Regions from separate parts of the Homo sapiens genome. Here region 1 is linked to region 2. The links are chromatin contacts, found by Hi-C in ENCODE. All regions are on one chromosome and are shown on one strand. The core of a region is the stretch at or near the end of the contact, and the rest is flanking DNA. Distances in the headings are between cores, read along the strand shown.

Evidence for each region. Hi-C counts contacts between places; a loop is a spot of excess contacts on that map. Pooled maps may share reads with other maps.
Region 1: a map of naive thymus-derived CD4-positive, alpha-beta T cell shows a loop between it and region 2 (10-fold over the local background). The contact joins the promoter of EML5 here to the enhancer-like site in region 2. A Hi-C loop is called at or near these places in 1 of 168 maps with a recorded cell type or tissue (naive thymus-derived CD4-positive, alpha-beta T cell), 7 of 37 single-sample maps with no recorded cell type and 11 of 50 pooled maps.

The regions. Positions count from the first base shown.
Region 1 is chr14:88,791,569-88,795,418 of GRCh38, reverse strand. It overlaps EML5 (EMAP like 5), which reads left to right and starts at 2,466. Exons shown (of 44, transcript NM_183387.3): 1 at 2,466-3,112. The coding sequence starts at 2,916. RefSeq lists silencers at 2,326-2,685, 2,876-2,955.
Region 2 is chr14:88,490,982-88,494,515 of GRCh38, reverse strand. The region is part of intron 10 of PTPN21 (protein tyrosine phosphatase non-receptor type 21); the gene reads left to right. Among named protein-coding and RNA genes, the nearest start is that of PTPN21, 62 kb to the left of the region's middle. RefSeq lists an enhancer at 1,884-2,073. Within about 2 kb of position 1,880, at least 5 of the 41 ENCODE cell types and tissues checked have a DNase peak (open chromatin) inside an H3K27ac peak, as active enhancers do.

The DNA of each region.
Region 1 (3,850 bases), core at 1,217-3,716, 300 kb before region 2:
AGCTCCCCTGCGCAAATTCTTCTTGTCTGCTGCCATGTGCGACTTTGCTCCTCTTTGCCTTCCACCATGATTGTGAGGCCTCCTTAGCAATGCGGAACTGTGAGTCAATTAAACCTCTTTTCTTTATAAATTACCCAGTCTCAGGTATGTCTTTATTAGCAGCATGAGAACGGACGAATACAGGGGGTATTGCAGCCTTCGTCTGGAATGCTTAACAAATGTCCATTTGTTGATGTGTATAATTTTTTGTTTCTTTCTCCCACATCCTTATTTGCATTACTTTCACAGGATACAGATGATGGAATATCACCTAGCAATAGAAGCTTCATTAAGCTTTCTGATGTGACATTGGTAATACTGGATTATATAAAGTTGTGAGGGTAAGAACTGATCAGGTTTGTTTTTTTCTTCCTCTAGTATTCATGAATGGTTCATTTTCTAGCCACCTTTGTGCCTCGGCTGTCTCTTTTGGTCTTGAGTCGCCAGTTGAGGATGGTTTAATTAAGAATGTTTTTGCTTCGCACTCTACACTTGGGTCATTAAAATCGTAATGGAAAATATGATAATGGGAAAATAAATTACTTAAATCTCTTATTAATCTGAGTACTTAAGTGTGTATCATGGGATCCATAAGATATTGTGCTGAAAAATCCGAAACATAGAAAAAACTATATTCTTCCATCTCGTCTCATAAAATTTACATGTAACCAGTAATTAATATATCACAAATGTATAGCAACAAATATTTAATGTTTTCTAAGTTCACTGCTTGAATTTAAATAATCAACAATTTTTCTTTTTCTCACCAGGGGATTTCAAGGAACTCACTAGTGAATTAGAACATATTCTTATTAAAAAACAGAAAACGCCCTCCTGGTGACAAAGAGAAACTGTGTGTGCTTTTGCCCAGGGTACCCTACATGGGCCTTAGAGCCACTTCTCAGGCCTGATTTCTTTGTTTATTTGCAGCAGCTGCCAGAAAGCTATTCCTCTTTTTCAGATTCTGCCCAGAATGGAAACTCTTTCAGAGTTTACTTTTCATGACATCTATGTAAATTCCTTTCAGATGGCCTTTATTTCCTGCATGTAAACTGCTTGCAGATTAGAAGTCATAATCAAAGACGAAACGGTAATCCTGTCTCAAGTTAGTAACTGGCATCTTTGAGGAAGTAGACATTGGATAACATCTATTCCAATATATCTGTACCACACAGGAGTCAACCCCTTTTGGAGTCATATTTCTTGAAACGATGGTAGTTTATTTTAGCTTTTGTCAGATTTCTGTCTTGGTATTTCCTATGGAAATCAAACAGTAATTTTTAGACAATAAGGGTTCATATTGGTATATCCTGAATTAGTATTTTTTTGTTGTAAATCTTGTGGCCATCCTGAACTTAACACTTTTTAAATTGTGGATTTCCAATTATTTTTAGAGGTATTGATAAATCTTGTTCATATTCCTGTGAGAAGAGGACACAACTGAGTAGGAGGGGAAATGACATAGTCAGGAATTGATTGTTCCCAATACTTTTATTACAGGAGTTTTCTACAGGATCACAATTGAATTTATTTAATTAAGAGTAACTGTTGGTGATGTCCCAGTCATTTTTAAAAAAATCGAAGTACAATTTTTTTTTTTTTTGCTATTCGGAAATCAGATCTCACATGTCAGTTTACCATCTAAAGTCTACCTTCAGCTTTGCGGTCACTTAAGAAAACATACACTTAGGACCAGGAGCAGTGGATTGGGCCTGTAATCCCAGCGCTTTGGGAGGCCTGAGGCAGAAGAACTGCTGAAGGTCAGGAGGTGGAGACCAGCCTGGGCAACACAGCAAGACCCCCGCCTCTACAAAATAAACTTAAAAACAAAGCAAAACATTTGCCGGGCATAGTGGTACGCAACTGTACTCCTTACTACTCCGGAGACTGAGGCGGGAGGATCGCTGGAGCCCAGGAGTTGGAGGCTACAGTGAGCTGAGACTGCGCCACTCCACTCCAGCCTGGGCGACAGAGCGAGGCTCTGTTTCTAAAAATAATAATTTAAAAGCACATTTAGGAAGCTCGGCATCATTCCAATGTCTGGGTCCGAAAGCACTATAAGGCAGCAAGACACACAAGGTATCAAGCGTAAAAAAGAGAATTTAGCATCCCGGTGTGGATTTTCCCAGGCAAAAACGTGGCCTACGCTGGGTGCAGGGACCGTGCGGAACCGGCAGGTGCTTCCCGGTTGAGGACGCAAAGCAGCGGGAGCCCGGGGTCGCCGAGGGTCCGCCTGGGCTTAAGCAGCTCAACGAGGGAGGGCTCACCGGCCCGCGCACTTGCAGAGACGCGGTCCCAGCGACTCCGCAACTAGACCGTGGCCCCGCGAACTCCAGCCTCTTCTCGGCTCCGGGAGGGGCGGAGTGAGCGCGGGAGGGGGCGGGGCCACGCAAGGCCGCGCGCCCGCCGCTCGGCTCGGCTCGGCTCGGCTCGCTCGGTTTCGGGGTGCGCGGCGCGGGTCCGCCAGGCTGTGGCTACAAAGCCGCGGCGGGGCGCGAGCGCCGCAGGTGACCGGGGCTGGGAGCTGCGTGCGCGGGCGGCGGCTGAGGAGCTGGAGGCGGGCCCTCGCTCTCGGCCCAGGCGCTACGGGCTGAGGAGACTAGGCGAGCCGAGGCGGGCGAAGGGCTCTGGGCATCCACTTGACAGCCGGCGGCGCTCGCGGCCCTCAGCATGTTCCGCGAGGCGAGGGTTTTCCTCCCGCCTGTGGGCTGAGGCGGCGGCGGCCCCCGAAACGAGATGCACCTGACGGGCGCGGCTTAGAGGACGCGGCTGGCGGGAAGTCCCGGCAGCCAGCGGGAGGGCTTTCGTTGCCGGGCCGCCGCCGCCTCCCGTCGCCGCCGCGGGCCCGAGCGGGAGCGGCGGGTGGGCGCCCCGACATGGCGGCCCGGAGCGCCCCGAGCTGCCACCTGCGGCTCGAGTGGGTGTACGGCTACCGGGGCCACCAGTGCCGCAACAACCTCTACTACACTGCGGCCAAGGAGATCGTATACTTCGTGGCGGGGGTCGGCGTGGTGTACAGCCCGCGGGAGCACAGGCAGAAGTTCTACCGGGGCCACAGCGACGACATCATCAGGTACCGGGGAGCGGGGGCCGCCGCCGTCACCCTGCAAGCCGCTCCCGGAGTTTGCACCCGCGGGTTCCTCTGGACGCCGTGACCGCTCCTGCACGGAGCATCACCCCGAGGGGAATCCGCAGCTGTCTCTCTGGTCCCGAGTCCACCAGTTAACACCCTACAAATGCCTTTCCCCTCTTCCTCGTCTAGGGACTCTCTCTCGGGTCCGTGCAGGAAGATCAGGTCCGCGGATCCACCGGGCACCCGGTTTGACGGCTTTGTCCCCTTTCCCACTCCATCACAATTACGAAAACTGCGAAAAGGTTATTTTGGTGGCACTTTATTCCGTTAGATCCTGTGAGAAATTTCTTATTAAACGCATTCTTAAAGCACCCGGGGTGGGGGGAAACCCTTTACCTAATAAAGGACTGATGGAAGCACAGCAAGCGGTGGGCTGCTCCCGGGGAGCGCGCCCAGGGTGGCGTCCTGAAGGGCTCTCACCTCCTGGCCGTAATTATTAGTTCAGGTTTCACCGCCTGCTATAATCAGCAGAAACCCCAGGCAACCTCCAGGCAATTCACTGGATGTTAAAATGTGCACACCTGAAGGCAATTTAAGGTAGGTCTTATCTGAAGAGGCTGCTGAAAACTTCACTGATTTCCAGTTCTCTTCATCTTCATTAAAATACTCCTAAATAAGCTACTTTTGTATTTTCTTAAAATTAAATCGCTATTGGGGGGCTATTTTTAGTCTTCCTTG
Region 2 (3,534 bases), core at 631-3,130:
TGGTGTTTTTTATAGAGGCAGGATCTCCTTATGTTACCCACACCGGTCTCAAACTTCTGGACTTTAGGAATCCTCCTGCCCCGGCCTCTCAAAGGGCTGGACAGGTGTGAGCCACCAGGCCTGGCCCCATTTTACTTCTAATAAAAGTACGAGGCCATACACAGTGTGGTCCTTGCCTGGTTTCAACCTTATGTCTTTTATCCTCCTCCCTGCTTGCTCTGTTCCAGCCACAGTGGTATCCTGGCTAGGCTGCAGATGTGCCTCACCCTAGGGGATGCTGTCCTTGCTCTTTTCCCAGGTCTCCACCTGCCTTGCTCCCTCATTGCAGCCTGCTGTCTGGTCAGATATGACCCTCTTCAGAGGCTGTCCCTGATTGTCCTATGGTACCCCCCTTCCACTATGATCTGTCTCTTTACCCTCTAACTTTGTTTTGTTCTTTATAGCACTTAGCACCATGTGAATTTCTATATTTGTTTGTTTGTTTGTTTGCCTGTATCCCCTGCCAGCAGGTTAGCTCTAGAGCAGTGCTTGAGGACAGACACTCTTCCCTGCCTTCAGTGCTATATTCCCCATGCCAAGCAAGGGCCTGGCTCACTGTCGGCCTTAATGAATTTGTTCAGCTAATCTATAGATACAGGTGTTAAGAGCTCTGATTCAAGATGTCTTGGTGCTGTAAGATCCCTTAGGAAAATGGTACGTCACCCAGAACTGCCAAGATAGGAAAGGCTACCCAGCCAAGTGACATCTAAGCTGAGACCCGAAATGTTGCACTCAATTCCCACAACCTTTCTTTAAGCTGTCCTCTTGTCCCTGGTCCATGTCTGGAGGCACCTCCTGGAGCTCCCTCCCACTTGGCCCCCCACGCCCTATCTCATCTGTATGCAGTCAGTCTTCTGGATAGATAAGCAAAATATGTAGCACTGCTCTTGAAGTTACATGTCAGGAACAAATCTGAGCATGTGCCTCTCACCCGCCCCGTCCTGGGTACAGGATTAAGGGCAGACTCCTGAGGTCCTTCTCTGGACTTAGCTGCCCCAGCCCAGTTGGCCTTGGAGTCTGACTCCAGGAAGGCATCTTTCCTTATCATGTGAATGCCCCCAGCCCAGGCCTTTGCTAAAATGCCCTTCCTTCCCTTCTCTGACAGACTCTTAGTCATTCTTCAAGATTGAGTTTAAAATACAGCCCCCATAGACACCACCAAACATTCAGTTTGCTTAGTCCTTGACACCACTCTGAAAGTTGTTTTTTCTACCTCTTTTATAACAATGACCTGAATAATTCATAACAATAATTTAGTAAATGCTTGCTCTGTGTCAAGCATTATACTGAGAGCTTTTATTTTCTTTAATCCTTACAGTAACCCTGTTGGGCACAATTATTACTATCCCATTATTGATGAAGGTATGGAGACTTACAGAAGTGAAATGTCTTGCCCTGCCACACAACTAGTAAGTGGAGCAGCAAGACTCGAGCCTGTGCTCTTAGCCGCTGTGCTAGCCTGTTAGAGTAGTTCCTGCCTGCTTTTTTCATATTGACAGATATCAACTGACAGATCATTTTCATTTGATCTGTCTCTCTTGTTTGATGAAGCTCCATGAGGGCAGGGTCTCCTCTTCCTCATCTTCGTGTCCCCTGTCTGGCAAGGTGCCCGGTGCATAAGGGCTTAGTGAACAATGGGAGCCGGAGTGTGGCAGTGATGGGAGTCACAGGGGAGAAGAGCACTTTTGCTCCTTTGTCTCTTCCTTTTATTACAGATTGTAAATGAGGCATGGGGTGGAGGCAAAGTCTAACAAGGGCATTTTGTCCCTTAGCACCAGGAAGGAAGGAGAAAGGCTGTGGAAGTGCCTTCTGTCTTGCAGGGTGTGAGAGAAACTCTGGGCAGGAGCAGCAGTGTAAAGATAACATGCGGGGATGCCCACCCGGACGGGGAGCTGGCCAGTGGTTTGCATGTATGGCCCAGTCCCTGTCTCTTCTCTGCCTTCCCCTGCACCATGTTTGCATCCGAGTCCCCATCGCTGGTCTGGTGATGGGATTTTCGTAAGCACTGACAGGGAGGAGGAACCTGCTTTCTTTGTAAATATGGGAAGCGGTTTCTGCTAGGGGCCTGGGTGTATTTGCATATGAAAGTGTTCCCCCTGGTGGTGATATTCAGTAGTGCTACTTGCCTTTGGGGTTCCCTGGGGCTGGCCTGGTTATCCAGCCATATGTGGCATGATTTCTATGCAGAAGTAAGTTCTAAGATTCAAGCAGTAGATAATGCAGTCTGTTGGACCACAGCATTTTCATTTTAAAGACTTTAATAAGTTAAGAGTGTTCATAATATTGAGCCATTATTACCTCAGTTTGTTTCTTCTCTGGAAAATAGTGGAGAGTCTACATTTTGAATAAACCATAAAACATAATCCCTTTCCATGAGGCATCCATATTGGTTGGTGGTTAGTGCCTGTTTTTTGTTTGTTTGTTTGTTTTGTTTTGTGTTTTTTTTTTTGCAAATTAACAACTTGTAATAAGTAAAAGAGGGAAGAGGGAAAAGCAACAAATGATTGATTATGGTGAATGAGTCTTAGAAATTCAGCTCTAGTTTTTGGAATATTGCTATTTATTGGCAAGTGTGAACAAAACTACATTAATGTCATCAGTTGCATATGCTATACCTAAATAAGGAACACCTGAATCTTTTTAAAATGGAATAGTTATGTTTAAAGGGCTGTTTTCCAAAGTTTGCTTTCAATCTCTATATATCCAATAGATTGTGGCAGTCGATTTCCATGAGCTATTCCTATGTAATTACTTATGATTCATTCTGTAGGGAACTAATATATTTCATTGTGAGCGTTTGTTTCCCACATAAAGTAAATGAAGCTTTTAATATTAGCTTTTAAAATTTTGCTTGATAATAAAATGAAAAGAACTTTAATTGTTATGGCCATGTTTTAAAGGCTCTCAATATAGACTGTTTAGTCATGTTCCAATATTATGATTCTGAAGTATTGGTAGACTTGTTGTCATGGGCCAGATGGGTAAACTAAAGCGTGATAGGCATTTAACAAAACTGCCCCTGGCCTGGAACTGGACGGTGGCTTCTGGACATCTGCTTTGGGCTGGGGTGACTGGTGGCCCAGGAGATAGACTCGACTTGCACAGAAAGGGGAACTGTAATCCCAGGGTGTCCCCTTTACCCCCAGTCCTGATCTATTGTAGTTTATTGCTGCTTGGGATGGCCTTATGTGACTCATCTAATCTTGACCCAGATAACTATATTTTAGTATTTATACAATGGCATAATCCAACAGCCTTCTCCCTCCACCCCCTAACAAAGTGCATTAGATAACAGAATGATCGTTATCCAAACCTTAAAAATGTTAGATGGATAACAATCTGTCTTTTAAAATTATAAAGTGAGGATATTGAGACTTTTATACTTAATATTCCTTTATGGTTGAATTGGGAATTAAATGACATAATAATGTCAACCTGTTAGATCAGAAATCTGCTTCAAACCCACTGTCTCTCACTCTAAGCCCCAGAACTGGT